2 separate regions of the Homo sapiens genome follow, and region 1 is linked to region 2. A link is a loop called in an ENCODE intact Hi-C map of the cell type or tissue named here. Cell type or tissue: dorsolateral prefrontal cortex. All regions are shown on one strand. Links, peaks and the distances in the headings refer to the core of each region. The heading gives the core; the rest is flanking DNA. Region 1 overlaps PTH1R (parathyroid hormone 1 receptor). Region 2 has its middle 17 kb from the start of MYL3.

Region 1 (15,126 bases), core at 7,735-10,234, 63 kb before region 2:
AACATAGGAGCAGATTTGCAAAAGAACCAAACCAGTATTCTGGAAATAAAAAATACAGTAGTCTGGCCCCCACCCCTGGCATCTCCAATTTCCCTTTCTGTGGTTTCAGCTACCTGTGGTCAACCATGTCCGAAACTATCACATGCAATAAGATACTTTGAGAGAGACCACATTCACATAACTTTTATTACTGTGTATTGTTATAATTGTTTTCTCATTAGTTATTGTTAATTTGTTACTGTGCCTAATTTATAAATTAAACTTTATCATAGGTATGTATGTAAAGGGGAAACACAGCATATATAGGGTTCAGTACTCGCCACCATTTCGGGCATCCACTGGGGTTGGAGGTCTTGGAACATCCCCCCATAGATAAGGAGTGACTATATAGCACTATAGTGTATTATGGCAATTAAAAACCTTGTATCTGTGAATTAGACAAAGGTGAAGAGACAATTAGTGAATGGGAAGCTAGATCTGAAGTTTTCCAAAATGCAGCCCAGCAAGATAAACAGTGATAATGTAAAGCAAGTGGCTGAGAGACATGGAGAGTAGAATGAAGAGATCCAACGTAAAGTGACGGAGTTCCAGGTGGGAAAAAAAAAAAATGAAAATGAGGCAGAAGCAATATTTAAAAACTGGCTGAGAACTTTCCAGAAAAAATCACCAATTCACAGATTCAAGAAGACCAGTAAGTCTCAGGCAGGTTAATAGGAAGAACTATACATCCAAATGTTCTGTTTCTTCATCTGGGTGATGATTAGGTATTTTTACTTTATGAATATTCATTGAACTGTATACATGTTTTATGCCCTTTTTGTATGTTTATTCTAAGTAAGCAAATTTACTTAAAAAAATTCTACACTTTTTATTAATCATCAGTTGCTACACATAAATTACCCAAAACTCGGGGGCTTAAAATAACAAACACTTATTACCTCAGTTTCTGTGGGCCAGGAATCAGGAGTGGCTTAGCTGGGTAAGTCTAGCTTGGGGTCAGTTGTGAAGCTGCACTCATCTGAAGGCTGGACTGGGGCTGGAGGATCTGTTTCCAAGATGACTCATGGGGCTGTTGATTGGTGGCCCCTGTGTCTTGCCACATGGACCTCTCCATCGGCCTGTGTGTTCTCAAGACATGGCAGGTGGCTTTCCCAGAGTGGCAGTCTAAGAAAGAAGGCAGGAGGGAGCGTTGTGGGGCTTTCTTATGATCTGGGCTTGGAAGTGATATTCTGCTACATTCTGTTTGTTAGAAGCAAGTCACTACGCCCAGTCGACACTTAGAAGAATTAGCTTCCACTTCCTGAAGGGAGGACTGTGTAAGAATTTGTGGACTTATTTAAAAACTACCACATACCTAATCACATTGTAATAACATTAAAGAGCACAAAGACCAAGAAAATACCTTAAAATCAGAGAGAAAGGACATACTACCTTTTGAGGAGCAACATAGCAGCAGATATCTCAGCTATAACCAGTGTAAACAGGAATGAAAGAAAGTTGTCATCCTAGAATTGCATACTCAGGGAAAATATGAGACGTGTTTTTTGTTTTTTTGCAGAGATGGGGTCTCACTATTTTGCCCAGGCTGATCTTGAACTCCTGAACTCAAGTGATCTGCCCACCTTGGCCTCCCAAAGTGCTGGGATTACAGGCCTGAGCCACCGCACCTGGCCTAAGATGTTTTTAGACCAACGAAGTCAGGGATTCTGTCACCAGCAGACTCTCACTAAATGAAAATCTATTTTGGGGTAATGAAAATGTTCTAAAAGTGATTGTGGTTGCACAAATCTGTGAATATGCTGAATATGCCAAGAGCCATTGAATTGTACACTTTAATGGGTGGGCTGTATATGTATAAAGTTGTTTTTTAAAAATGAAATAAGCATTCTCCTTTTAAAAAAATCATAAAGGATATTTTCAGACTGAGGGGCACAATCCCAGATGGAAAGTCCAGAGAAAGGAAGTATAAATGTAAATAAGCACTGACCTTGTAAAACAAAAATGTGTTGTGGGGTAAAGCAGGGGCTATTTAGAATACATAACAACAATGGTATGTAAGTTCAGAGGTAGGAGGTGGTTGGGGTTACAGTCCTTGAAGACGCTCACTTAGGAAGAGGGATAAGACTAGGAAACAGGCCTCTTGACATTTCTGGGGTAACCTGAAAAGAGTAGAAACAGAGTGTACCACTTTCAGAGGAGATGAGAGAGGAAAAAAAAAAAAAAAAACCAGAATGGGAAAAAAGTAACTATCCAAAAGAAAGCAGAGAGAAAAGGTGGATTGAGTAGTTGAATCCAGATATATCAGTAATAGCAAGGTATTAGACTGCTTTTCTTTCTTTTTTTTTTTCCTTTAAACTCAGTTTGCTGAGTTTAAAAAAACCTGAAGCCGACTGGGTGCAGTGGCTCATGCCTGTAATCCCAGCACTTGAGAAGGCTGAATTTGCTCGAGTCTCAGGCAGATTGCTTGAGCCCAGGAGTTCAAGACCAGTCTGGGCAAAATGGTGAAACTCCGTCTTCTACAAAAATAAAAAATAAAAAAATTAGCCAGGCGGGGTGGTGCCTGCCTGTAGTCGCAGCTACTTGGGAGGCTGAGGTGGGAGATCATGTGAGCCTGGGAGTTCTGAGCGACAGAGTGAGACCCTGCCTCATAAATTAATAGAAACAAAGATTAATGGGACTAGAAAAGCTCTATCAAGCACAGGATCAACAAAAGAAAGTGGAGGTGGCAGGAGTGAGGCCAGGCAAGGGAGACTTTCAGAAGTGTCATTAGCTACACCACTGTACTGTGGAGCAGTGGGACCTCTCACCCACAGCCATAAGAGTGTGAAATGTGTAACCACGTTGGGAAAGTTGAACATGTGCACGCTGGGACCCATCAGTTGCGCTCTTAGTGCACTAGAAAACTTGCACATGTACACCAGGAGACAGGGACAGAAATGCTTGTAGAAGCATTGTTTGTAATAGCACGGGCACATGTGTGCACACACACACTAAATCAAAGCCAGAATGTGGTAATAATAAGTTGTCATTCTGAAAGTGTGATGTTCCATAGCTGTGAGAAGAGCTACAGTCATGTGCAACAAATGGATAGATGTTGAAAGAAGCAAGTCACGGAAGAAATAGAGTATGAGCCATTTGTGTGACGTTCCAAACAGGCGGAGTGAGACAATGTAAGGACACACGCAGGTGGTAAGGCCAGGGCAGAAGAGCAAGGTGGTGATCGTCAACTTCAGGCTTGTAGTTAGCTCTGGAGTGGGGCCCTTTGAGATAATGGCAAAGTGTTTTTCTTGGCTTGAGTGATGGGAATTTATTCTCTATATGTATTTATTTTTATACAACTTGCTGTATATGCTGTATTTCAACACACAGGCTTATTTTTTTTTCTATCTATCTATCTATCTATCTATCTATCTATCTATCTATCTATCTATCATCTATCTATCTTTATTTAGAGATGGATTCTCTGTCACCCAGGCTGGAGTGCAGTGGCACGATCTCAGCTCACTGCAACCTTCGCCTCCCGGGCTCAAGCAGCTCTCCAACCTCAGCCTCTCAAGTAGCTGGGACTGTGGCTGTGTGCTACCGTGCCTAATTTTTTTTTTTTTTTTGTGATGAAGTCTTGCTCTGTCGGCACGCTGGAGTGCAGTGGTGCGGTCTTGGCTCACTGCAACCTCCGCCTCCTGGGTTCAAGAGATTCTCCTGCCTCAGACTCCTGAGTAGCTGGGACTATGGGCACACGCCACCATGCCCAGCTAATTTTTGTATTTTTAGTAGAGAGGGGGTTTCATCATGTTGCCCAGGATGGTCTGTATCTCTTGACCTCGTGATCCGCCCGCCTCGGCCTCCCAAAGTGCTGGGATTACAGGCGTGAGCCCGCGCCATTTTTTAAATATTTTTAGTAGAGACAGGGTTTCACCATTTTGGCCAGGCTGGTCTCAAACTGACCTCAAGCGATCCTCCCGCCTCACCCTCCCAAAGTGCTCAGATTATAGGCATGAGCCACCGTGCCCAGCCTATTTTTTCTTTTTTTTTAAGAGCAGTTTTACTACATCTGCAGTTTGACTCCAGTGTTCTAGATGAGAACATCGAAGCTAAAGGGAAAAAATAACAACAGGCTACATGTAAAAATTTTAAGAGATTACCTACAAAGGAATTAGTTTCGCTTTTCATCAACAATAGATACCAGAAGACAGTTTTCCTAAGTGCTCAGGAAACAAATGTCAAGTCTGCTCAGTTACCATAAGTAGGGGCATGACAGACGTTTCCAAGCTTATGACACTAAGTGTTTACCATGTACTGATCTTTGCTGAAAGAACTAAAGGATGGGATGCTGAGCAAAAACCAGTCCGGGAGCGGGGAGTGGATATGGGAATCGGGACTGTTTGGCAGTCACCCACGACTGGGCTTAAGCAAGAAGGGGTTTTATTGTCTTGTGTTAAGTCCAAGGTGGTACCATGGCTCCCTGAGGCCACCAGGGATGTGAGTCCCTTCTGTCTCCCCAGTTGCCATCCTCATCTCCTCATGGGAGCTTCTGCCCCATCACAGATTCGAGGTACCGTTAGGAGGAGAAGGGCGAAGGGCAGGCCAGCTGAGGAAACCCTGGCTCCAACCCTGTCCACAGACCTGTCTTCACTTCGCATTGGCCATGACTGTGTCAGCAGCCGTGAAGGCACCGGATATGGGTGTTTTAAGCTGGGCACTTTGCCAATGAATTGAGACTGTCTGAGGAAGGTAGAAGATCCTGGGAATGCAGCCAGCAGTGAGCTACAGGGTGCAGGGAAGAGTGGTGTGCAAAGAGACTGGCAAACGCTGGAAAGACGGATACCATTGATGAGCCTCTAGGAAGACTGACAGAAAAGAGAAGTCAAATTACGAATATCAGCAATGAAATAAGGGCATCATACTCCACAGACATCAGAAGGACAGGAAGAGGACACTGTCAATAACTGTACCCACATCAATTCCACAGGTTGTTCAAAGGGGCCAGTTTTTTGAAAAGCACAAATACCACACCTCAGCCAAGATGAAATAGATAATTTAAATAGCTCTATAACTATTAAGGAAATTGAATTTATTATTTTAAAGCCTTGAAAAACCTCCAAGCCCAGGTGTTTCAATGGAGTATTGATAGGTTTAATGTAACTATTACCAAAAGCCCAGTTATTTTTTTTCTGGATATAAAGATTATTCTAAAATGTATATGGAAAGGCAAAGGAACTGGAATAGCTGAACAATTTTTAACTAGAAGAAAAAAGCGTAAGGAATACTACTCATTTCACTACCTATTGTGGGCTTACTTTACAGTAATAGCAGTCAAGATTGTGGTGTTGGTGGAAAAAGAGGCAGATCAACAAGACAATACACAAGCACAGCCAACTTTTTTTTTTTTGTTTGTTTGTTTGTTTGAGACACAGGGCACAGGGTCTTGCTCTACTCTACCCAGGTTGGAGTGCAGTGGGGAGATCTCAGCTCTCTGCAGCCTCAACCTCCCGGACTCAAGCGATCCTCCCACCTCAGCCTCCTGAGTAGCTGGGACTACAGGTGTGTACCATCACACCTGGCTACTTTTTGTATTTTCGGTAGAGATGGGGTTTCGCCTTGTTGCCCAGGCTGACCAACTGATTTTTGACAAAGGTGCAAAACAAATTGATTGGAGGAAGGACAGTCTTCAACAAATGGTGCTGGAGCAAAGGGAAATTCATAGGCAAAAAAGCAAACAAAAAAACCCAAGCCTGAACCTCAGATCTTATACAAAATTAACTCAAACTGTACTGTGGACTTAAATGTAAAATGTAAAACTATGCAATTTTAGAAGTAAACGAGAAAACCTTCAGGACCTACAGCTCAGTCAAGAGTTCTTGGACCTGAGATCAAAAGCACAATCCATAAAGAAAAAAATTGATAAATTTGACTTAAAAGTTTTTGCTCCAACGAAGACCCTGTTAAGAGAATGAAAAGCTACAAACAAAATATTTGCAAATCAAATAAAGAAGGACTTATATCAAGAATACATAAAGAACTCCCAAACTCAACGGTAAGACAAAACAAAACAAACAAAAAAACAATTAGAAAGTGGGCAAAAGACATAAAGAAATATTTCACTGAAGAGGATATACAGATGGTAAAGATGTTCAACATTACGAGCCATTACGGATATACCAGTAAAGATCACAATATCTTTTTTTTTTTGAGACGGAGTCTCGCTCTGTCGCCCAGGCTGGAGTGCAATGGCGCGATCTCGGCTCACTGCAAGCTCCGCCTCCTGGTTCACGCCATTCTCCTGGTTCACGCCATTCTCCTGCCTCAGCCTCCTGAGTAGCTGGGACTACAGCCGCCTGCCACCACGCCCGGCTAATTTTTTGTATTTTTAGTAGAGATGGGGTTTCACCGTTAGCCAGGATGGTCTCGATCTCCTGACCTCGTGATCCACCTGCCTTGGTCTCCCAAAGTGCTGGGATTACAGGCGTAAGCCACCGCGCCTGGCCCACAATATCTTTACACACGTATTCGAACAAATAAAAATAGTGATAAACGCTGACAAGAAAGTGGAAAAATTGAATCTCATACATTGTAGGTGGGAATGTATAATGGAACACCCACTCTGGAAAATAGTTTGTCCATTTCTTTAAAAACTTTACGTACACTTATCATATAGCCCAGTAGTCATGCTCCTGGGCATTTATCCCAGAGAAATAAAAACGAATGTTTACACAAAAATGCATATACAGATGTTCATAGCAGCTTTATTTGTAGGTTGCCAAAGGCTAGGGAAAAGGTCTTGTCAATAGGGGACAGGTTAAGCTCGGGTTCATCCGTACCATGGAATGCAACTCAGCAATAAAACAGGACCAAGGACTGACACCTGCCACAGCTTGGATGGATCTCAAGGGCATTATGGTGAGTGAAAACAGTAGGTATCAAATGGTCACATACTGTATGGTTCCACTTCTGTAACATTCTGACAGTGACAGAATTATAGAGATGGGGAACAGATTAGTGGTTGCCAGGGGTTAGCGATGGTGGGGACAGGTGACTCTAAAGGGGGTGGCTCCAAGGAGATCTCTGGAATGGTTGTGATGGAATACCTCTGTGTATCTTGATTGTGGTGGTGGTTACCTGTATCTATGCACCCGATGAAATGGAATAGAACTATACACACTGCACCAATGTCAGATTCCTGGTTTCGATATTGTACTGCAGCTATGGAAAATGTAACCAGGTGGAAACTGGGTGAATGTTACACAGGACTTCTCTGTACTTTTAAACTTCCTATCGGCTGGGTGCAGTGGCTCATGCCTGTAATCCCAGCAATTTACGAGGCTGAGGTGGGCGGATCACCTGAGGTCGGAAGTTCAAGACCAGCCCGGCCCACATGGTGAAACCCCATCTCTACTAAAAAAAACAAAAATTAGCTGGACATGGTGGCGCACGCCTGTAATCCCAGCTAGTTGGGAGGCTGAGGCCCGAGAATCACTTTAATCCTGATGGCAGAGGTTGCAGTGAGCCGAGATCGTGCCCCTGCACTCCAGCCTGGGCAACAGAGTAAGACTCTGTATAAAAACAAAAACAAAAACAAAAACAAAAACAAAACTTCCTATGAATCCGTATTTCAAAATAAAAAGGTTTAAAAAATACAGGTGGTGAGCAAAGAAACTGGTAAAACATGTTACTAAAATGTGTGTTTCTTTAAAGTATGCTTTCTCCATTTAAAACAAACATTCTGGGGTGTGGACTACAGTCTTCATCCAGGTGAGGATAGTTCAGAGTTAGTCTCAGTGATTCATAGTCCCCTGAAAATTTGGTAAAGAAAAAAAAAGTCTCAGCCCTAGCCTTGGTTGGAGGGCTAGGTGGGGAGGGTGCCCTGAGGCCCTGGCAGCCCCTTTGTCGTAAGCCCTTCAGGCTTAAGATGGGCCAGCGAGGGCCAGGGGCCAGTGTCCAGCACTGTGGATGGAGCCCTGGTGTGCCTGCCACTGCCTGGTCCATCACTGCCCAGGCACTTCTCCAGGACAGCCCTGACCAACCTCGCAGTGTTCAGGTCCCTTCATCTTGGGGTTCTCTAGGACACCCAGCCTCTTCATCTTGGGAGAGGTGTCAGGCCTGGGATATTTTCCACAGCAGCACGGATGCTCCTTCCCTAGAAGAGGACAGGAGACCAGAGACCCAGGCGCAGGGCCTCTCGGTTCTGACTCTTGCTGGGGAGGCAGCAAGAGGGCTGGGAGGAAGTCCCACCTGGGCTTGCAGAGTCAGGGACCAGGCAGGTCACCAGCCAGGACAGGGCCTTGTAACCACAGTGAGGAACTATGGGCTTGGGATCAGAGATAGGCACAACCCCTGAAGTCACAAGGGAAAACTACTGTCCAGCCTCAAGCCCAAGCCCCTCACTGCCTTGGAGGCTTCAACATGTGAGATGCCCGCTCACCTTCAGGCGGCCTCTCCATGGGGCTCTGAGCTGGGCCCAGGGCTTGCTACAGCGCTGCCCACCCCCAGGAGCCTGGGGAGTGGGCCATTAGTGTAGCATGCTTCCCGAGGACCCATGTCATGCTGGGCACTGTATCCGGGGATGCAGCTGTGACTGACGATGGTTCTGCCTTCGAGGAGCTGACCTTCCAGGTGGTCTCCAGATCTGTGCTGGGATCCAAGCCCCTTCCCTCAGACCAGTTGAAAGGCCTTGCTTCCCCATAACTGTCTGGCTGGGAACCACGTGGGGCCCTCAGAGTCCACTCAGACGCGGATGAGCAACTCCATGCAGCTGTTGACTTTTATTTCCCCATGTCCTCCCATGGCCACTGGGGGGCAGCAGGAGATCCCCGATGGGGTCCCTGACAGGGCGCGTTGGTCCAAACAGCTCCTGCCAGCAGCGGGTCTTCTGTAAAGCAGGTCACCCCACCGCATGACGCACGCCTATCCTTTCCTGTGGGGTTTATGTCATTTGTAAGTGACTGCTCATCAGAGACGATCCAGAGAGTGGGGTCCAGTCAGCCTGAGACCCAGAACAGCAGGGGCCGTGTCCTGGCAGATGAGGTTCCAAGGCACTGCCGGGTGTGTGAGGTCCGGGTGGGGTATCGAGTGCCCGCCCAGCCCTGCCAGGTCAGCACAGCCTCTCCCCTCCTTGAACTGTGGGTGCGTCTGCATGTGCAGAGGGTGTGTGTGGGCAGAATGCCTGTAGCCTGGCTGGGAAAGGGCACCCCTGGAGGGTCAGGTCCTCTTGGCCCCTGGGCCAGGCCTGAGCTGGCATCCCCTGAATCTCCTGAACATCTGCTGCTCGGAGCCAAGGAAGCTCTCAAGATGCCCAGTGTTGACCCAGGGACCATCCATCCAGGTGGTGGGGGCATGCATGGGTAGCAGTGGGCACCCCACAGAGTGAGGGGGTGCTGTCGCATGCTGGAGCTCCTTTCTCCCTGGGCTCAGGCCTGCCCCCAGGGGCTCTGGCAGCTGTGGGCTGGGCAGGGGTGTCTGGGCTGAGTTTCCCAGCCAGCCTGCCCCTTCTGTATCTATTTACTGGTTTTCTTTAAATGTTCCCATTACTCAGGACTCCAGTGGGCACTGAGACAGAAATAAATCCCGCAAGGCGGCCCAGCCAGAAGCCGGGAATCCAATTCCCCCTCAAAGACCGGAAGAGGCCCCTGGGCAGAGCATGCCAGTCCGCTGTGGCCCACACACTCCACACAGCCACAAATATGGCCACTCCCCTGCACACACACGTGCACATCCATGCCTTTACACACGTGTTCCCCCACGCAGACTCTTCACACACGCACGCGCACATGCAGGCATTCACACGCACCGCACACACTCAGGTTTGCCTCATACACAGAGTTGCTTTGCACATGCACACACACATTCACACACATGCACACACACCCCACTCATGCACGTATTCCCTGACAGCCAGGCTCACACGTAGTTGTGACCACACACTGGGTTCACAAACTCAGCCATCCTCAAGACACTGCTGGGCGAGACAAGTGGGCGAGGCTATGGAGGGTGCACGGAGGAGGGCAGCCCTGCACAGTTCGGGAGGAGCGTGGCCTCAGGGGAACGCAGGCCCAGGGCTGCCAGGGCTTCTGAATTTTTAAGAGAAGTTGGAAAGCTGAATTTTTATGTGAAATATCCTGATTTTTAAATGTTGGCTCAGGATGTTGAAAATACTGTAGGTGCCAAACCAAACATGTCTATGAGCCAAATTCCACCCACAGGCGGCGTTCTTAGACCACGAGTCCACACACACACAAATAGACACACACACACAGAGACATACACACATAAACACACAGACACATACAAATAGACACACATACACACGTAGAGACATACACAAATAGACACACACAGAGAGACATACACAAATACACAGACACACACAAATAGACACACACAGAGACATACACACAAATAGACACATACAAATAGACACACACAAATACACATAGACAACAAATACACATGCAAATAGACATACACACACATAAATACACACACAGACATACACAAATAGACATATACAGACACACATATTTACACAAATACACAAATACACATACACAGACATACACAATACATATAAATACACACAGATAGACATACGTACACCAGCACAGAAACATAGACACATACACACACACACATACACATAACAGACAGATATACAAATAGACACAGATACACACACACAAATAGACACACATACAGAAATACACAAATAGACATACAAATGCACACACACACACAAATACACACATAGACACACTGGTACACAAACCTACAACCACACACGCATAGACATGCCAGAAGACACAGACACATACAAATGGACATACAGGCATATCCAGACACACACACATAGAAACACACATGGCCACACACACACACACACACACACAGGTACACAAGCACAGACACACATAGATAGGCACATGGACACTCGTGTACACAAACACAAAGAAATACACAAGCAGCACGCGCATACAAACGCTCGCACATGGAGAATGACACCCAACACGCCCCACTGTCTTGCTGATGTATGGATATGAGTTTGTTGTGGACAGGTTGTCTGACTGTGGCCTCCGGGCAAGCGCCAGTGTCCGGGCCATGCCAAGGCTGCTCCTGCCCTGCCTGTTAAAAACGCTGGAGCAAGAAGAATCCACCCTCACCTGGCCTCCATTGCCTGCATGCCCGTGGCACTGAAGAGGGAAGGAGCCGGTCATACACACAAGTACACAGACACATACAAATAGACACACACAAATACACATAGACAACAAATACACATGCAAATAGACATACACACAGACACACACATATAAATACACACACAGACATACACAAATAGACATATTTGAGGCTAAGGGGGAGGTCCTTAGGCTGTCACGCCTGCCTGAGGGAAGGATAGGGGTCCTGTCCCTATCCTTGTTGAGGAGCGAGGTAGGATCCTGAGTCCACTCAGGTCATGAAGCCTGAGCAGGGGCTTGACCTGTGAAGAGAAGTTGAGGCTCAGAGAGGGAAGGTGGCTTGCCCAGAGCCACACAGCACACACCTGGAGCCAGCCAGGGCTCAGGCCCCTGCCTAGCTCTGGAGTAACTTCCTCCTCTGTCCCTCCCAGCCAGTGGGACCAGTCCCTCAGGCAAGGTTTGTTTCAGTTGGCCATGGCAGCCTTGGGCTGGGATCATTCTCCTGGAGTTGGCTGAGGAGGAACCAGGGACAGAGAGTTGTACCCCCTCACCCCAGCCCCCCGCAACGGGTCCCTGCAGCCAGACAGCTCTTCCAGGAATCCACGCAGAGACAATGCACTCTCAGATCCCCAGGATGGGTCCATGTCCCCTCAGACCCCCAGAGCAGGGCTGTGTCCTCCCAGATCCCAGGGAGGGAGGGGCAGGGTCATGTCCCTCTTGAACCTCCAGAGAACTCAGCCCCCTTTCCTGTCTGTCCACACCCCCTCTGGCCACCTCCCAGGGTGAGGGCTGAAGATTGTGGCCCCTCAGAGCCTGCCCACTCCAGGCACTTGGGGCCCAGCTCAGTCCTTGCTCTCGACAGGGACTGGCAGGTGGTGGGTGGCAGAGCTCGACCCTATTCTGAGCTGGGAGCTTTGCATCCACTCAGCTTCCCCTTGAGGCTAGGCCTGTGTTCCAGGGCTGGACGAGCACCCCCGGGAGGTCCATTCCTTCCAAGGGCCTTCAGCGATTCTTCTCGCAGCCTGGGCTGAGGGAGACAGGCCAGCGAGGGATGGGGCCGTCCACGTGCTCAAGACAGGTGGGAGCAGAAACTGGCCACTGTACTGGCCTGCCTTGGAGTCTGGGGCAGCCTGCAAGGTGCCGGATCCCATAGCCAAGTGGGCTGAGGATTTGGGGTCTCTAGGTGCCCTCCACCCTGCTGACCACCCCGCCCAGCTCTGCTAATGTTTACGTGTTCCCTGTGGCTTGGCTTTGCTGTGGGGCCTTGAAGGGAGAAGTGACCACCTGGATCCAGCCCCTGCTCAAGGCAAACAGGGTCCTGCCTGCCTGCCAGGCCTGCTGAGGGCTCCACTTCCACTGCCAATACCTGGATGGCCCAGGTGGGGCTCTGAGGCCTCTCTGAGTGGAGGCCAGCCCTGGCCTGGGGGCTCCTAGTCTAAGGGAAGAGAACTGGTCCTAGCCTAGGGGACTTGGACTGAGGTGAGAGGTCCAGTTCTGTCTTGGACATCCAGACTGAGGGGAAAAATGGTGCCTAGTCTAAAGGGGGAGGCCTGGCACTGCCCTGGGTGCAGATATCCTCAGGGCAGGGCAGTCCTCCTCTTAGAGGCATCCAGCTGGTGTGGGATGCCCGGCCCTGGCCTGGGGACACCAAACCTGAGATGGGGGTACCCAGTATGTCCTGGGGGCATTAGTTCAAAGGGGAAGGACAGCCCTATCTGGAGGGGAGTTCCATCTAAAGGGAAGATGGAGACAAGTCTAATGGGGGTGACAGCCCTGTCTTGGGGTGACCCAGTAGGGCAGAGGAGAGGCGCACCTCTGCCCTGGGGGGCACCCTGCCTGAGACAGAGGCTCAGCCCTGACCTTGGGGTACTCAGACTGAGTGGGGAGACACAGCCCTGTCCTGGGGTGTGGGTGGGGATTGGGGCTCCCTGGTTGTAGGAAGAGACCAAACCCTGTCCTAGAGGGAATCCAATCTGAGAGGAGAGGCCCACCTCCACCTGGGGGGGCACCCAGTCTGAGGGGGAAGCCACAGCCCTGTTGCGGGGTGCCCAGTCTGAATGCTTCTAGGTGAGTGGGCCTCATTGGCTTATTACTTCAGAAACCTCAGTTCAGACCCTAGAGAGTGGCATCGGACATCCCTGGGGAGGAGGATGAGGGTCTGCCCTGCTGAGGTCTCCTTCCCCCAGCTAACTCTTGCTGCCCTCCCTGTCACCATCTCCCTGCGAGGCCACCCGCCTCCTGCCAGGCCACCTCTTCTCCAACCCCTGTGCAGCCTCCTCTCGTCTCCACATTGCTGTGGGGACTTTTTAAACATTCAGACCTTGTTGCTCTCCCTCTTGAACTTCCAGTGGCTCCCAGCCTGGCTCTGCAGCCCTTCAAGACTGGCCTATGCCTCCCTCAACCATTGCATGGAGCTCCACGGGTGCACCAGGCCCTTGGACAGCCTTTGGTCCTGTCCGTCATCTGGAAGGGCAGGCAGGGCTGGGTGTGGGGCTGCTCAGCAGGCACCCACACCTCCTAACGCCCACCTGAGTTTTTTGTCTTGGGCCTCCTGACCCCTCCCCTATGCCCTATGGGGTGTGTGTGGGCTGCTGGAGATGAGGTGCACTCCTGGATGCCGAGTCCGTGGAGAAGAGTAAGACGGGCTGAGCGGGAGATGGGAAGGCAGGGCAGGGCTCGTGCGGGGCTGTCTTTAGGCTGGAGCAAGAGCAAGAAGCTCGTTCAGGCCAGAGCCCGGGGTGGGCATGCTGTAGGGTCAGTCCTCAGGGTGTCGGGCTGAGGGGCTCTGTGCCACTCTGGGGCCCACGAATGGCCCAAGGTGGGAGAGGGCACGGTCCGGGGGGGTGAGTAAGGTGGTAGGTGGGTGTCAGGTGAGGACACTTAGTGACTGTCCCAGATGCATAGTGAATGGATGTGTCCCACCTTGCAGGCCCCTGCCCAGCCAGCCCTCTGGGCTCAGACTCCTGGCTCCCCACAAGTCCTGAGCCAGAGCAGGGACCCAGCCCACCCTTCACCTGCTGGCCTGGTGCTCCTACTGCAACCTCAGTCACAGAGGCATGTCAGGTCACGGGTGGATGCTAAGGCTCCTGCGTGGAGGGCTCCCTGAGTGGCCACTGGACAGCCAGGAAAGGTCCATTCTGTGGCAGGGCCGTAGGCTTGGGGGTGTGGCCAGGGACCCGAGGGATCTGCCAGCAGCCCTGGGTGGCAGTGATGGGGGCAGCAGTCAGAAGAGTTGGCCCAGAGGAGCCTGGGTCCCCCATGGGGTCTAGGTACAAGTGTGGAGAGCAGCTCCACAGCTGGCAGCAACGGAGGCTGAGGCTGGATTTCCACATGGGTCCACTTGGCTGCTGTGTGACCCCTGCAGACTTGAGCCACTCTGGGCCCTTTCTGCTGGATACCACAGGCCCCAGATCCCTCCCCATTCTGAAGTGAGACCTGAGGATTCCTCCATGACTCATGGCCCTCCCGCCACAGCTTTCCCTGGCTCCCAGCCCCACCCTCTCGGAGTGAGTCCCCAGTTTGGGCCACAGGAAGCCACACACCGCTTCCTTTTCCTTTTTCTTTTTTTTTTCTTTTTTTCCCTGTTTTTCCTCTTGGCCCCAGCCCTGAGTGGGAAATCATTCAACCACCCATCTTTTGGTCCATCTGTCCATCCACTATGTCAGCAGGTCCAGCCCCCAGCGCCTGGTCACATGACTGTCTCCCACTCTTCCTGTAGCAGGGCAGGTGGCCGCTCAGGCCCAGAGGCCTCCTCGTCCAGGCCTGAGCAGGAGCCGTTGAGGAACCCATCGTCCTTGGGAGCAGCCATGGCAGGTGGTGTGGTCTCGAGGGTCTCCAGGGCTGGGGTCCCTGGCTTGGCATGGCCAGGCAGCTGAGGGTGGCCGTTGGTGGTGGCAGTGGGCAGTAGGCGGGGGCTGAGGGGCAGGCCGAGTCCCACACGGGGGCCGACATTGGTCAC
Region 2 (15,126 bases), core at 6,756-9,255:
GCAGATAAAGACGCCCTGTGCCCCGTTGCAGTGCACTTGGCCAATGAGGGCATCTTCATGTGTGTGTGTGATCTTGGCGGGCTCTGGCCAGCCTTCCTGGCCCATGAGTGACTGAGGACCCACACAGAGGGGAGCAGATCCCAATCAGGTTCCACCTCCAGCCACCTCCGGGGTAGGGCACCACCTGAAGTGGCTGACACTCTCCCGGGCAGTCCCCAGTTCCCGCCTGTCCGGTGCACCTTGCTCCTGAAAACCAAGCCCAGAAGTGCTGAGCTCCCCTTCAGAATTCTGCATGGGACTGAGTAGTTTCAGCATTTTCTTTCTGGGTATGCCTACCCTGGGCTGGTGTCCTGAGCACAGATTGCACCTGCTCTCAGTCGTCTCCAGCAAGGAGTGCCCTGCATCCAAGTTCACATGTGTCTTAGTCCTCAGGCATACACGTCCCGCTCTCTCAAGAATGCCTGCCCTTCTGGTTTCCAGGGTGGCCCACAGTACTCCCAGGCCTTCCCCAAACATACCCTTCTTCTTGCAGGCTTCCCTAGTCCCTGGGAGCTACTGTCCCACTTGGTTTGGCTTGGTGGTAGAAGGGAGCATCTTGCAATTCCCAGCCCCTATTCTTCTTGCGTAGCTGGGAGGGGACGGGTTGGGGGCCCCTTGGTGAGGGCAGGGATGGAGCTGTTGTCTGATGAGCCCTGGCAGGGGCAGCTTGGTTCCACTTGTTGCAGCTCAGCTCCACTTAGAATGTGCCTCTGGCCCAGCCATGGCCATGTTGCTACCCTGGGGCCATTTACCTCTCATATGTGGCTCTGCTGACCACATGTTCCTGGGTTTGGTTCACTGGCTGTGGGTGCAGACATCAGAATGGATGGGGTGGAGGCACCTAAAGGTGGGACTCAGCTGCAGAGGTGAGCTTTCTCCTTACTCAGCATCCTCCCATCCTGGCTGGGTGAAATGTGCGTGTGTATGTGTGCATAGGTCCACAGTTGTGCATGTATGCCTGTGGATCTGTGTCTGTAAGTGAATGTGGGCTTGTGTTTGTATGTGTGTTGTATATGTGTGTCTGTGTCTGTGAGTGTGTAGGTGCCCATTTGTCTGTGCATATGTACATGTGTGTTTGCCACTGTGTGTGCGTGAGTGTGTGTGCCTATGTCTGAGTGCATATGTGCTGGGGGGGCTCTGTTGAATCAGCACTGGCGCTGGGCAGGTGGCACTCCTAGGCAGGCTGTGGCCTCCCTACAGTGGCATAAACACTGGTCCCAGCTTCCCCCTCAAGCAGGGTGGTCCAGCCTATGGCCCTGTGGCTGGTAGAGAGGGGTGGGAGGGGGCAGGGGGTTTGCCCTTGGGCTACCTTGATACCCCTCATGCCTCAAGTGCCCTGTCATGTGCCCCATAAGGCTGGGGTCTGTTCTGGGGTCTCTCTATGCCTCACTTTCCTCCTCTGGCCTGGGGCCTGATCTCTGAGGTCTCCTCAAGGTGGCAGGAGGAGCCACCACTACATTCTCAGTCCATGCTGAATCAGAGGGTCAGTGGGGTAGTCCAGGGGCAGAGTTCAGCTTCAGCACCCCAGGCAGGGCCAGGCAGTCCCCTTGAAACTGCAAAACCTAACACAGAAGGTCCAGTGACATTGCAGGAACAAGGTTCTGATGGGCCCTTGACACTCACAGCTTTAGGGCAGAGTTTGGGGATCTAGAACTTGAGCACAAGGGACAGAGGATTATCGGAGCTGGGCCCGCGATGGTCCCAGAACAAAGCGTCCCTCCGCTGCTCGGATGTTCCTGCATGGATGCTCATGGCTCTTGTTAGCCTGCCGCACCCTGCATCTTCTCTTCCAGACATCATCCCCAGGGATCCTGGGGTTACCACTGGGACATGAATGAGATGGCATGGAGTAGCGGTGCCAGGAAGGCCAGAAATTCAGGCCGAGATAGAAAGAAGTCAGGTGGGATCTTGAAGAAGTCAGGCATTGGATGAAAATTTTGCCAGGCCACAAGAAGGAAGGAAATCAGTGCAGCTGTGGGAAAGTGGACTGTAGTGCTCAAAGCACTCAGTGGCAGAGAGTCTTATGGAAAGCTGATGGAGGCCTTAAGAGAGGTCGGGGGTGACGGAATGTATGGAACAGGGGAGGAGGGGCCAAAAAAAGTTGGCAGCAGTGTGACAGGAGCTCCTTGTGTTGCATAAGGGGGTGTTTGGGGTGTCCTCCGTGGTCGGTCCTGGGGCCATGGGTAGTAGTGAGAGTTGTGGGGTCAGGGAGAGGGCGGGCCTGCCTGGGAACAGGGGAAATGCTGATCCAGTCACCTCAGAGCACAGCAGGAAAGCCCGGATCTTGAACCTGGTGACCCACCACAGAAGTGGTTCCCTGGGGTTCTCCCAAGTTCCTTCCAACCAGCCCCAGTCCCTCCCTCACCCACTTTTGGGGGTTATTTGTTCCCTGCCCTCCCAAAGCCACACAATCCTGGTTTGCCCAAACGCTGACAGAGCACAACTGGAATGTGGCATGTGTGTGTGAGTGTGTGCACACGATACTCCCCCAGGCCGGATCACCCAGCGGGCCCCTCCAGTCTCAGCAGCCAGGGCCCGGGGCCTCTTGGACAGAGAAGGCCCTCGAAGGTCAGGTCTGGGCAGGGTTCCTGCCTGCACCCTCCTCTCCACTGCCTGAGGACTCCTGAGGTTCCACCATTTTTTTCCATTCTCCACCTCCACCTCTGGTCTATGGGCTTGGGTACCTCACATATCTACCAAGGCCGTGGCCATGGGGCCATCAGAACCTTTCTGGAGGGCTAGTTGGGGTGGAATGTGGCAGCTGGAAGACTCAGACTCCAGACTCTGCACTTCCAGGTGCCCCTTGGGCAAGTTCAGGTCTTGGCAGCTTCCTGATTTTTCTACTTTGGTCCAGCTAAACATGAGTATGCCCTTTACCTTACCACACCTATGCCCTGGGGCTGGAAGCCTTGGTCTTCCCTCCCCTCAACACCTCTGCCATCATACCCTGCTCCTGGTCTCCTTACCTCTCTCCCGTGGTAGGCTTGGAAGCATTTAAAGGTGCTCTAGAATGTCATCGTCAGCTCCTGAGCTAACTGGGAGAGGTGGTGAGCCCTCTGTTCTGAGGAATATGCAAGCAGAGGGGAACCAATCCGAGCCAGAAAGGCTGCAGAAGGGGCTCTTACCCTGGTGGAGATTGGAAGCACTTGGGCATTTCCAAGCCCTAAGGCCCAACTTATCACAATACCCAAGAAAGTTTTGAAAAAATGTCCTATCTTGTATATTTTCCAGAAGCCCAATCTATGCATCTTCAATGCCTGTCTTTCTTCCAAGATTGCATCCTGCCTACTTTCTTTTGCCTTGAGAATATCCCTCTGTTTACAGAAACAATAACGACGGTAGCTGTTGTTTTCCATATCTCTACTTGGCAAAATAAGAGCTTACCTTACAAGTCAGTTTTTAAGTTTTGAAGAAATTTCACGGTTTGTTGTAGTCAGCATTTCCCAAAACCCCTGGATAGAGACCCTTGAATGGAGCAGATCTTTGCCAGGCCCAAGGCTCATTTGAATCAGCTTATTCATCCATTCATCCATCCATTCTCCCTCCTTTCATCCCTCCCTCCCTCCCTCCCTCCCTCCATCCATCCATCATGTAATTTTCAGGTGCTAACTGTGCCGACCTGTGATAAGTAACAGAGGCCCAGCCTTGCCACTGGGATGGAGTGGGGAATGGGAACTTGGCAGGGAGGTGCTGATGAGCCTGTGGGACAACCAGGTGCTGTGAGGTCAGGGCTAGGGGGTGGTGGGGCACAAGGGAGAAGATGCCTCAGCTCTTTGTTGGAGTATCTGGGATCCTGAGATTCTGAGTGTCCCCAAACCTCTGGATGTCCATACCTGTTTTCACCTCTGGGGCCTGCAGCTGGAGGTGGGGAAGCTCATGGCAGTGACCTCTCATCCATAGCTGCAGCACAAGGTGTGGGATGGTGGCTGCTGTGGCAGGAAGGCAAATGTTCAATGGCTTCTAGCCCCGGGAAAGGTGGATGGATCTTGAGGCTGAGGGATGAGAGGGGAAGCAAGGTTTCCCTCTGTATGGCCCAGGCTCAGTGGGGGGCCCTGGGCTGGGAGCTCTGGGAGGGTGACATGGCCGGATCCCAAGCTCTAGGCTGGGACAGCTCTATTGCTGGAAAGGGGCCTGCTCTGAGGGCTGACTCAGGCTCTGTGCAGTCCGTCTTCAAGAGGGGGCCTTTCTCATAGTGATGGAGTCCTTGGGGTGTTTCACAGAGTAGAGCTGGACGTATGGGAGGGCTCTCGGCTCCCAGGCTTGCAGTGGACTCCAAGAACCCTCCAGGGCCACATTACAGAGTCACCTTTACCCTCCTGGGCACTCGAGAATGCTACCATCAAGCCCCAGGCCTGAGTGGGCATGCCCAGTGATAGGGTGAGTGTGGGCAAGACAGCCTGAGTGCTGACAGGGACAGGGACATCCAGACTCAGTTTCCAGGCCCCCGGGTTGCCTGCCCCACTTGGACCCCTCCCCCATTTTCTCCTGGGGCCAAAGTCCCTCCTCCAACCTCTTTTCCAGGGCAAGTCTGACTAAGCTGCTGCTTGCTTAAATGCAACAGGGATCTTAGCCCTTGCTAAGGAAGCTCTGCATGGGCAGCTCTCAGATGTAGGGGAGAAATCTGTCTAGGGCCTCCCCGTTTCTCTGAAATTGAGTCTCCAGAACTGTTTCTCCCCTGGCTGGCCCCTTGGTGGTTCACTAGGCTGACCCTGGCCCTGCTATTTTCTAGGGATGGGCCTTGCCCTCTGTAAGGCCACTGACTCAGTGAGGGCTCAGTTTGCCAGGGGCCTGAGCAGGGCAGGGACTTTGATAATTCTTCTAGCACCTGCTCCAGTGGGGGAGGCAGGGGTTGTGTTTGTGTTATGAAGGGACCACTGTGGTCACCTGTGTGGAGGGTGGAACAGAGTGGGTGCAGAGAGGCAAGAAGACAGTGTTATGGGAGGGTGACTGCGGCACTTAGGGGAGGATAAGTTCAGGTGCAGACTGTTGGGGAAGAGCCCTGCAGGTCTCCCTGGGGTGCTACCCTATCCATCTCTGGCCTTAATTCTCCTCCTGTGCCGGGCTGGAGGTGTTGGAGACTCTGGTGTTCTGAGCCCTAGAGAGGCCCCTTCTGGACTCTGAGCTTCGGGCTGGGGGCGGTTGGGGGAGGCGACAGCTGCTTTGAAATGTGGAGAATAATAAAGTGAGGAATGTCTGAGCTCAGGGGAAAAAAAAAACCCTGCTCGCCAGGCCTCCCACCCAGCCGAGCATAATGAATTAAGTATAGGCAGGCACGTTTCATGTGGGGGTGTGGGTTGGGGGAAGCAAGAAGGCCCCAAATGAGAAACAGGGTCCTGGGCAGGCTGCCGGGAGCTGGGGGTTCTGGGCATCTGACCCGACCCCTGGGGATGCCCTCACTCCCCAGAAGCTTCCCCTCCACCTTCCCTTGGTCTGTATGGGTGAATGGGTGAAATGTGTCCCAACCCTATGTTGACATCTGACCTCAGGCTGCACGCTGGTGCTAACCCTGTCCCCAAAAGGCCAGAAATAGGAGAAGGTGTGGTTGACTCGGAGGGATCATCTCTTCATTCTCACCCTTCTACATGCATTTATTGAACACCGATGGCATGCCTTCTCCATGCTGGATGATGGAGTCAACGCTGCCCCCTGTTGGACTGACTGAACCTGCAGTCCTGCCCATCAGCCTCTGGGGAGCAAGCCCTGAGGCTTTGGAATGCGTCCTGCTTCCAGTCTCCCAGCCCTCCACTTCCTCTGGCCAGTTCCTCACATATCCCCTCTGCTCCATGTGAGGTCATCCTCCCTTCCCACCCTTCTGTCCTTGGCACCAGCTCAGCCTCCCTGCCCCAATCTCCCTGGGGCTTGGACATCAGTGGCTTCCAGGCCCATGCTTTCAGGTTGTTACTCATGCTGTTTCCTTTTGCTTATCTGCCTGGTGGACCTCATTCATTGAACGCCAAGACTGCTTTATAAAAGACCACACCGGCCAGGCGCGGTGGCTCATGCCTGTAATCTCAGCACTTTGGGAGGCCGAGGCAGGCAGATCACTTGAGGTCAGGAGTTCAAGACCAGCCTGGCCAACAATGCAAAACCCTGTCTCTACTAAAAATAGAAAAATTAGCTGGACGTGGTGGTGCGTGCCTGTAATCCCAGCTATGCAGGAGGCTGAGGCAGGAGAATTGCTTGAACCCCAGAGGCGGATGTTGCGGTGAGCTGAGATCAAGACACTGCACTCCAGCCTAGGTGACAGGGTGAGTGAGACTCCATCTCCAAAAAAAAAAAAAAGACCTCCCCTTCCCAGAGTGGCCCAGGGAATAGTAGGTAAGTAACTGAGCCATCAGCGAAAGGGCAAATTCTCAGCCAGGGAGCCGGAGAGTGGTGGAGGCAGGTAGTAGGGCTGTTCCTTGGGCTCTCCAGCAGGGATTCTTGCCTCCCAGCCTCTGCCGGGTTGGGGCAAGACTCCCACTTTATTTTTAAGAAGTCTGGCCTGGAACTTGGAGCTCCTTGAAATATTCTCCCCTACAGTCCCTTCTCTCCCCCACCCACTTTAATGAAAACCATTGTTTTTCAAGCACATGTTAATTAAAAAGCAAACATGCTTTGCTAAGTAATTTGGAAGCTCTGGTTCTGCAAACCATAGCCATTCCAGTTAAATAACATCCCTCACCCAGCTTGCCCCAGTGTTTTGGGAGCTGAAGACCCCCGTGGGTACTGCAGATGCACTTTACAGTTTAGGCACCCTGTGGTGGAGTGGTCAGGATAGGGTGTCCTCTCTATCTCACAGGTGGGGACATGGAGGACCCAAGCTCCTGGCAAGTTCAGCCCCACCAGCCCTCTGCAATCCTGTGCTTTGGGCCCAGGGGAAATAGCTGGTAAGGAGGGGTGAAAGACTCATGTGTGCCATCCTGCAGGCAAGGTCACTGTCTCAGAGCCATGGCCCAGCTGTAGGGTGAAGGGAGGAGGATGGGAGCATGACAGCCCTGTGAGCCCAGGCGGGAAGGCTGGCAGGTGCTGCATGGCCTGGGCTACCTCCCATAGTTCCCAGTGCAGCTGGGTGACATCTACCCGAAGCTGGGATAGTAGGTCCCTGAGGCGAGTGCCCAAGGTGAGGACTGGCCTGATGGGTGGAGGGAACCTTGGATGCTCCGAAGCACCCACTCCAGCCCAGCTCCCCCCCCGGTGTCTGGTGATCAATATCACTACAGTGCCCATATCCCCACCTTGGCTCCGGTCCTTGGGAGTGCTGGGGTTCTGAGGCCCTTCACACAGGGCGGTACCCTCAGGGCCCATCACAAGGTGCTGGGGCCGCTAAGGTTCAAGGTTCAGTGACCTCCAGCCTTCCTGTTCCCAGCCCCTGGCAGAGGGAAGGGGCATCTCACCAAGAAGCCTTTTCAAGCCTTGCCACTGCCTCACAGCCTGCTGGTGGGCTCTCCCAACTAGGATTCCAAGAGCAGGAGTGCTTTCCTTGGGTGTGCTTCCAGGTGTGAGCCTGTGTCCAGGTATGTGTTCCTGTTTCCGTGTGGGCTGTGAGTGTCTCTGTTAGCCAATACCCTGGTGTGAGGGGTTCCTTTCTCCTTCCTGAAGGAGAAGATGCCTGGGCTCCTTGGGGGGAGTGTGAGGGGGGCAGTGACCAGGAAAAGTATGTGTGTGTCTGGGGAGGTGGGCCCTGGGCCCTGCCAGACACCTGGGCTGGTTGGTCCAGAGCTTCTGCATCCACTCAGGGACACAGGCCCCGGGTGGGAGCCAAGCCCCAGTTTGTGCACTGGCCAGCCCTCCTTGTCCTCTGCCCTCAGCTGCTGATTTTTGTAAAACGAGGAGTGTGTGTTGGGAGGTGTGCAACTTATCACACGCACAGTGTTTTCCCTTCGGGACACACACACCCTCGCAAGCCACCACACACGGTGACACCAGCGACGCATGCTGGTGGCCGGCTCCCAGGGCTCAGCCTCCCTCGGCGACGCGCCAGTGATACACACTCCCGCCTCTCCCACTCCCACCCACATCCCGGGAGGAGCGGCCGCTCCTCTGTGCTCCTCCGGCCCGGCCCTCGGCGCGGCGTTTCTGTGTTCTGTTCCCTTCACAGCCGCGTGGAAACCGCAGCGGGGCGGGCCGGGATGAGCTCACGCCGCCGCCCGCCAGGCCGCCAACCCTAACTCGCTCCAGATGCAGGGCGGCCTGTGCTGGCGCGGAGAGTGGCGGGGTGGGCCGGGGCCTGGGCCGGGGCCGGGGGAGGCATGGCCCACTCGCGCCCCCTGCAGGGGAGGCCTCCGCAGATCTCCTGGAGGCGGGGGCTGCAGGCTCTGGGCACAGGGGCGCGGGTGGCGGCTGCCTACCCCGGAAGAGGAGGGACTTATCGCCATGAGCCTGCTTTTTCTCAGGCCTTGCCCACTGCCTGAGATTTGTCCCCGGGCCGGGGTGGGGGGTGCAGCTGTGGAGGTCACAGTCCACAACCCCTCCCTGGTCGGCGCAGCCTCGAGGTGTTGTGGGACCATCCCCTCCCGGGCCGGTGCCCGCCCCTCACACAGGCTGCCTTTGCTAGCCCCCACCCGCGACTGCCGGACTGGGGCTGTCCCCTCCACTTCCTCTCCCCGCAGCTCCCGGGACACCCTGACCAGGTACTGCAGCTCAAGCCTCCCGCCTCAGGGCCCTGGCCAGGCCCTGCCCACTCTTGTTCCTTTTGGAACAAACACTCCAGTTTCTACTGGGAAAGCAGCGGGGGCCTGACCACCGCCTGTTTTTAATAAGGAGCTGGTATTTCCCCGAAATCGCCAGCTGTGGCTGACCTCATGGGGATGACGGCTGGCCCTGGGCCAGGGGGCAGGAGCCGGCTCCCGTGTGAGCCCCTGGCCTGCAGACAGACGCGCAGGGAGGAGGCGCTGGCTTCTCGTCCCATCTCAGCCGTTGGCTCATCCAAAACTCTGTCTATCTGTTTGACTGCTGTGTTGTGTACCCTGGGTCGATACCCTGCCAGCCCCCGCACCCCAGCCCTGCCCAGGGCCCTGGGTTCAAGCCCCGCTTTACTCCTGCCTCGTGTGATCTTGGCAAATTGCTTAACCTCTCGCCACTCATTTCCTCCACTGTAGGGTTGAGACTGTTGTGGGGATTAGAGAGGGAACACTGTGGGGAGGGTCGGTGGATTCCAGGAACGTTTCTAGACGGCAGGGGGAGGGGGGTCTCAGGAGCTGAGGCGCCAGAGATCAGGCCCTGGGCTTCCTGGGTGGGGCATTGTGGGAGGAGGGGGAGCTTGGGAAATTGTCAGCCTTGGGGGAGACAGGGACAGCACAGAGGTTCCAGCAGAATGAGAGTGCTTCGTAAGGGATCAGCACGGTGGGGGGTCGGGGGGAGGCTGTGGGCACCAAAAGGTTGGGGAGGGTGTCAGCAAAGGCTTTCTAGAGGATGGGCGCTTAGGTGGAATGTGGCGGCGTTGGTGGGGTGGGGGGTCTCAGGGTGGGAGCAGAATCCTAAGGCAACAGCCTGGACGCTGGAACAAGTGAAGGGGTGGAATGGGGGGAACAGAATGGAGGAGAGTAGAAGCAGGCAGTCGGGTTCAGGATATCTTAGGGGGACTCTGCCTGAGGCACTGTGGAGAGTCCAGAAGTCCCATCTGTAATTGAGGGACAAAGATTGAGGGAACCAGAGGGGGACACAGGCTCCAGTAGCAGAGAGGGAGACCAGCAGCCCCAGAAGGAGCAGGGAAACCAGGAGAGGAGATGCAGTAGACAGGGAGGCAGGCGGCTGGATACAGATAGTGGCTGGGAGATTTTGCTTGCTCTGGTGCCTGCACCTTTCAGATGCTTGAGGCTCCTCGTGAAGGTAACAACTATAACTACAATAAGGAATAAGGGTGACTAATATTTATTGAGCACTTAGTGTGTGCTAGGCAGTGCACTAAGCACTTACAGGTATCAATGTGTTCTATCTCCACTTCATTTCTATTTATTTATTTCTTTATTTTTCCTAACTGCTAGGCTATATAGGATCTATTTATTTATTAATTCACTCACTGATTCATTCATTCATTTAACAGATGTTTATCGAGTGCCAGACATGTTTCAGGTGCTGGGAATACAGCAATAAGCAAGACAGACAAAAAAATCTGCCCACATAAAGTTTACAAGAGGAAGAATTTATGAAAGAGGAAGATACCCAATGTATTAGGTTGGTGCAAAAGTAATTGCGATTTTCACCATTGAAAGTAGTCGTAAAAATCTTTGCCCCAGAAAACGTAATATGTGTGAGAAAAATACATAGTATGTTAGACTGTGCGAAGTACTATGGGAAAAATTAAAGGAGGATAAGGAGGATTTGGAAGGATGGGGGACACAGTTTTTGAGGGTGTCCTAGGAAGGCCTCATTGAGGAGGCAATATTTGAGTATAGACCACATCTGGCCGCCTCTTGTTAGCCCATGAGCTGAGAATGGTTGTTACAGAACATTTGCAGCTGGGTCTGGTGGCTTATGCCTGTAATCTCAATACTTTGGGAGGCTGAGGCAGGAAGATTGCTTGAGCCTAGGAGTTCGAGATCAGCCTGGGCAACATAGCAAAACCCCACCTCTACAAAAATTAAATAAATAAATAAATAAATAAATAAATAAATAAATAAATAAATAAAATTAGCCAGGTAGGGCCAGTTCCTCCTGGATGCCAAGAGGAGGATTTGTTTCCTTGATTTTTATAGATTCTAGAGGTCACCAGCATTCCTTAGCTTCTGGTCCCCTTCTTCCATCTTCAAAGCCGCAATGTTACATCTCTCTGACCCTTTGGTAGTCCTATCTCCCTGTGAAACATTCTCCACTTTTGGGTACTCATGTGATTAGACTGGGCTTTTCCAGATAATCCAGGATAATATCCCCATTTCAAGGTCCTGAACCTGAATCACATCTATAAATTTCCTTTTACAACGTAAAGTAACATATTCACAGATTTTGGGTACACGAACACGTATCTGTTTGAATCCCTGCTTTCACTTCTTTTGGGTATATACCTAGAAGCAGAATTACTGGATGATATGGTAATTCTATGTTTAACTTTTTGAGGAATTGTCATACTGTTTTCCACAGTCACTGCACCATTTGACATTCCTACCAGCAAGGCACGACATTCCAATTTCTTCATGTCCTCTCCAATACATGTTATTTTCTGTTCTGCTCGTTTCTTTTTAATTAACCATCTTGGTGGGTATGAAGTGTTATCTCACTTTAGTTTTAATTTGCATTACCCTAATGATTGAGTGTCTCAATGTTGAGCATCTTTTCATGTGCTTACTGGCCATTATTTATATTCTTTGGAGAAGAGGTTTATTTACAAATTTATTTGCCCATTTAAAATAGAATTGTCCTTTTGTTTTTGAGTTGTAGGAGTTCTTTATATATTCTGGATATTAATCCCTTATCAGGTATATGATTTGAAAATATTTTCTCCCATTCTGTGGGGTATCTTTTTACTCTCTTGATAGTGTCCTTCATAGCACAAAGGCTACCAATTTTTATTAAGTCCAGTTTGTCTACTTTTTTCTTTTGTGGCAGTGCTTTTGGTGTCATATCCAAGAAATCATTGCCAAATCCAATATCATGAAGATATTCTCCTATGTTTTCTTCTAAGAGTTTTATAGTTTAACTCGTACATGGGGCTTTTGATACATTTTGGGTTAATTTTTGTATATGATGTAAGGTAAAGTTCTACCTTTATTCTTTTGCTTGTGGATATCCATTTTTCCCAGAACTATTTTTTGGAAAGACTGTCCTTTCTCCATTGAATGCTCTTGGCATCCTTGTTGAAAATCATTTGACCATATATGAGAGGGTTTATTTCTGGGTTCTCTATTCCATTGGTCTGTATGTCTGTCATTATGCCAATACCATGCTGTTTTAATTAATATAGCTTTATAGTAAATTTTCAAATCAGAAAGTGTGAGTCTTCCAATTTTGTTCTCTTTTTCAAGATTGTTTTAGCTATTTGGGGTGCTTCAGATTCCAAATGAATTTTAGGACGGTTTTTCTATATCTGCCAAAAAAAGTCATTGGGGTTTTGATAGGGATTGAATTGAGTTAATTTGGATAATTATTGTCACCTTAATAATATTAAGTCTTCCAATCCACGAATATGGAATATCTTTCCATTTATTTAAGTATTCTTTAATTTCATCAAGCAGTGTTGTACAGTTTTCAGTATGCAGGTATTTCACATCTTTGGTTAAATTTATTCCCAAGTGTTTTATTCTTTTTGATGCTATTGTAAATGGGATTGTTTTCTTAATTTCCTTTTTGATCATTCACAGTTATAGAAATGCAACTAATTTTTATAAGTTGATTTTGTATCCTTCAACTTTTCTGAATTTGTTTATTATCTCTAACAGGCTTTTGTGGGAGTTTTAGGGTGGAGTCTTTGGGGTTTTCTAAATATAGGATCATGGCACCTGCAAACAGAGATAATTTTACTTCTTCTTTTCCAATTTGGATGCCTTTTGTTTCTTTTTCTTGTCTAATTGCTCTGGCCAGAACTTCCAATACAATGTTGAATAGAAGTGGTGAAAGTAAGCATCCTTGTCTTGTTCCTGATCTTGAGAGAAAAGCTTTTAGTCTTAAATCATTGAGCATGATGTTAGATGGTGGTTTTTCGTATGTGGTCTTTATTACATTGGAGAAGTTTCCTTCTATTCCTAGTTTATTGAGTGTTTTTATCGTGAGAGGGTGTTGAATTTTGTCAAATGCTTTTCTGTATCAATTGAGATCATCAAGTGATTTTTTCCCCTTCATTATATTAATGTGGCATATTACATTGATTGATTTTTGTATATTGAATCATCCTTGCTTTTGGGGAATAAATTCCACTTGATTAGCTGGGCATGGTGGCCCATGCCTGCAACCCCAGCACTTTGGGAGGCCAAGGCAGGAGGATCACTTGAGTCCAGGAATTCAAGACCAGCCTGGACAATACAGTGAGAGCCCATCTCTAGTTTCATTAAAAGAAAAATTCCACTTGCCATTGGGTATAATCCTTTTAATATGCTGCTAAATTCATTTTGCTAGTATGTGACTGAGGAGTTTTGCATCAATGTTCATAAGGAATATGCACCTGTAGTTTTTTCTTATAATGTATTTGTCTAGCTTTAGTAATAGACTAGTGCTGGCCTTATAGAATGAGTTAGGAAATGTTTCCCCCTCTTGAATTGTTTGAAAGAGTTTGAGAAGAGTTGGTATTAATTCTTTAAATGTTTGATAGAATTCACCAGTGAAGCCATCTGATCCACAGTTTTTCTTTGTTGGGAGATTTTTGATTACTAATTCAGTCTCCTTACTAGTTATAGGTCTACTCAGATTTTCTATTTTTTCAAGGTTCAATCTTGGTAGATTGTGTATTTCTAGGAATTCGTCCATTTCTTTTAGGTTATTCAGTTTATTGGTGTACAGTGTTCATAGTATTCTATTTTAATTCTTTTTATTTCTGTAAAATCAGTAGTAATGTCTCACTTTCATCATCTTCATTTTAAAAACATGGACTTGCTGGATATAACATTCTGGATTGAACATTTTTCTTTCAGTCCTTCAAGTAAGTTGTCACACTATCTTCAGCCCTCCATTTTATTCTGGTAAAAACTCAGGTATAATCTTATTATGGTTCCCTTGTATGTGATGAGTCATTTTTCTCTTACTGCTGTCAACATGTTCTCTTTATCTTTGGCTTCCAACATTTTGACTCTGATGTGTGGGTATAGGTCTCTTTGAGTTTATTCTACTTGGAGTTCATTAAGCTTGTTCGATGTGTAGCTTAATGTTTTTCATAAAATCTGGGAAGTTTCTAGCCATTATTTCTTCAAATATTTTTCTGTTCCTTTCTCTCTCCTTCTGGTACTGCCATTATGTTTATGTTTGTGTGCTTAATGGTGTTCCACATTTCTCTGAGGCTCTATTCATTTTCTCCTTTCTTCCTTCCTTTCTCCCTCCTTCCCTCCCTCCCTTCCTTCTTTCCTTCCTTCCTTCCGTCCTTCCTCCCTCCCTTCCTCCCTCCCTTCCTTCCTTCCTTCTTTCTTTCTCAGAGACAGGGCCTTGCTCTGTCACCCAGGCTGGAGTGTAGGGGCATGATCATAGCTCACTGTAACCTTAAACTCCTGGGCTTCAGTGATACTCCCTCCTCAGCCTCCAGAGCACCTAGGACTACAGACATATGCCGCCATACTTGGCTAATTAAAAAAATTTTTTTTTGTGGCTGGGCACGGCAGCTCACGCCTGTAATCCCAGCACTTTGTGAGGCCGAGGCAGGCAGATCACGAGGTCAGGAGATTGAGACCATCCTGGCTAACACAGTGAAACCCCGTCTCTACTAAAAATACAAAAAAATTAGCTGGGCATGGTGGCGGGCACCAGTAGTCCCAGCTACTCGGGAGGCTGAGGCAGGAGAATGGCATGAACCCGGGAGGCGGAGTTTGCAGTGAGCTGAGATCATGCCATTGCACTTCAGCCTGGGCAACAGAGCGAGACTCCGTCTAAAAAAAAAAAAAATTTTTTTTTTTTAAAAGATAAGGTATTGCTATGTTGCCCAGGCTTGTCTGAAACTCCTGGTCTCAAGCAATCCTCCTGCCTCAGCCTCCCAAAGTGTTGGGGTTGCACGCATGAGCCATCATGCTCAGCCTCTGTTCATCTTTCTACATTGAGGTTTTGTTTTTGTTTCTTCATATTGTAAAATCTCTGATGACTTATCTTCAAGTTTACTGATCCAAATCAAATCCACTGTTGAGGCCATCTCATGAATTTTTCATTTTAGTTATTGTGCTTCTTCACTTGATTCCATTTGGTTCTTTTAAATATTGTCTATTTTATAAATCACCATTATTATACCTTCCTTTAATTTTAAAACATGCTTTTCTTTAGTCCTTTGAAGATACTTCAAATAGTCATTTTGAAGTCTTTGTCTACTATGCCAAAGATAGGGGGCCCTTCAAAGATAATTTCTATTACCTTGCTTTTTTCTCCTGTGAAGTGACCAAACTTTCCTGTTTCTTTGCCTGTTCTGTAATTTTTCCATTTCGAAGAAGACATCTTAGATGATATACTGTAGCAAGCCCAGGCACTGATTCCTGCCTTTTGCTGGCC

Evidence for each region. Hi-C counts contacts between places; a loop is a spot of excess contacts. Peaks named below come from ENCODE experiments on the same cell type or tissue, not always from the same donor. Only the 100,000 strongest peaks of a DNase experiment are listed, where the experiment ranks them.
Region 1: it touches region 2 in a loop (2.4-fold over the local background); 20 of 110 quality-filtered maps call a loop at or near these places.

Annotation. Positions count from the first base shown.
Region 1 is chr3:46,903,387-46,918,512 of GRCh38, reverse strand. PTH1R (parathyroid hormone 1 receptor) reads right to left here. Exons shown (of 16, transcript NM_000316.3): 16 at 14,714-15,126. The coding sequence ends at 14,857. Among named protein-coding and RNA genes, the nearest start is that of PTH1R, 33 kb to the right of the region's middle. RefSeq lists enhancers at 8,600-8,894, 8,879-9,454. In dorsolateral prefrontal cortex, for the core only: CTCF peaks have their summits at 8,592, 8,793 (motif pointing right) and 10,147; a DNase peak (open chromatin) is centred at 8,792; H3K4me3 peaks cover 617 bases.
Region 2 is chr3:46,839,206-46,854,331 of GRCh38, reverse strand. No RefSeq gene overlaps it. Among named protein-coding and RNA genes, the nearest start is that of MYL3, 17 kb to the left of the region's middle. RefSeq lists enhancers at 4,812-5,639, 7,340-8,073 and silencers at 8,166-8,445, 8,496-8,595. In dorsolateral prefrontal cortex, for the core only: a CTCF peak has its summit at 8,309 (motif pointing left); DNase peaks (open chromatin) are centred at 8,081 and 8,291; H3K4me3 peaks cover 1,726 bases; H3K27ac peaks cover 1,711 bases.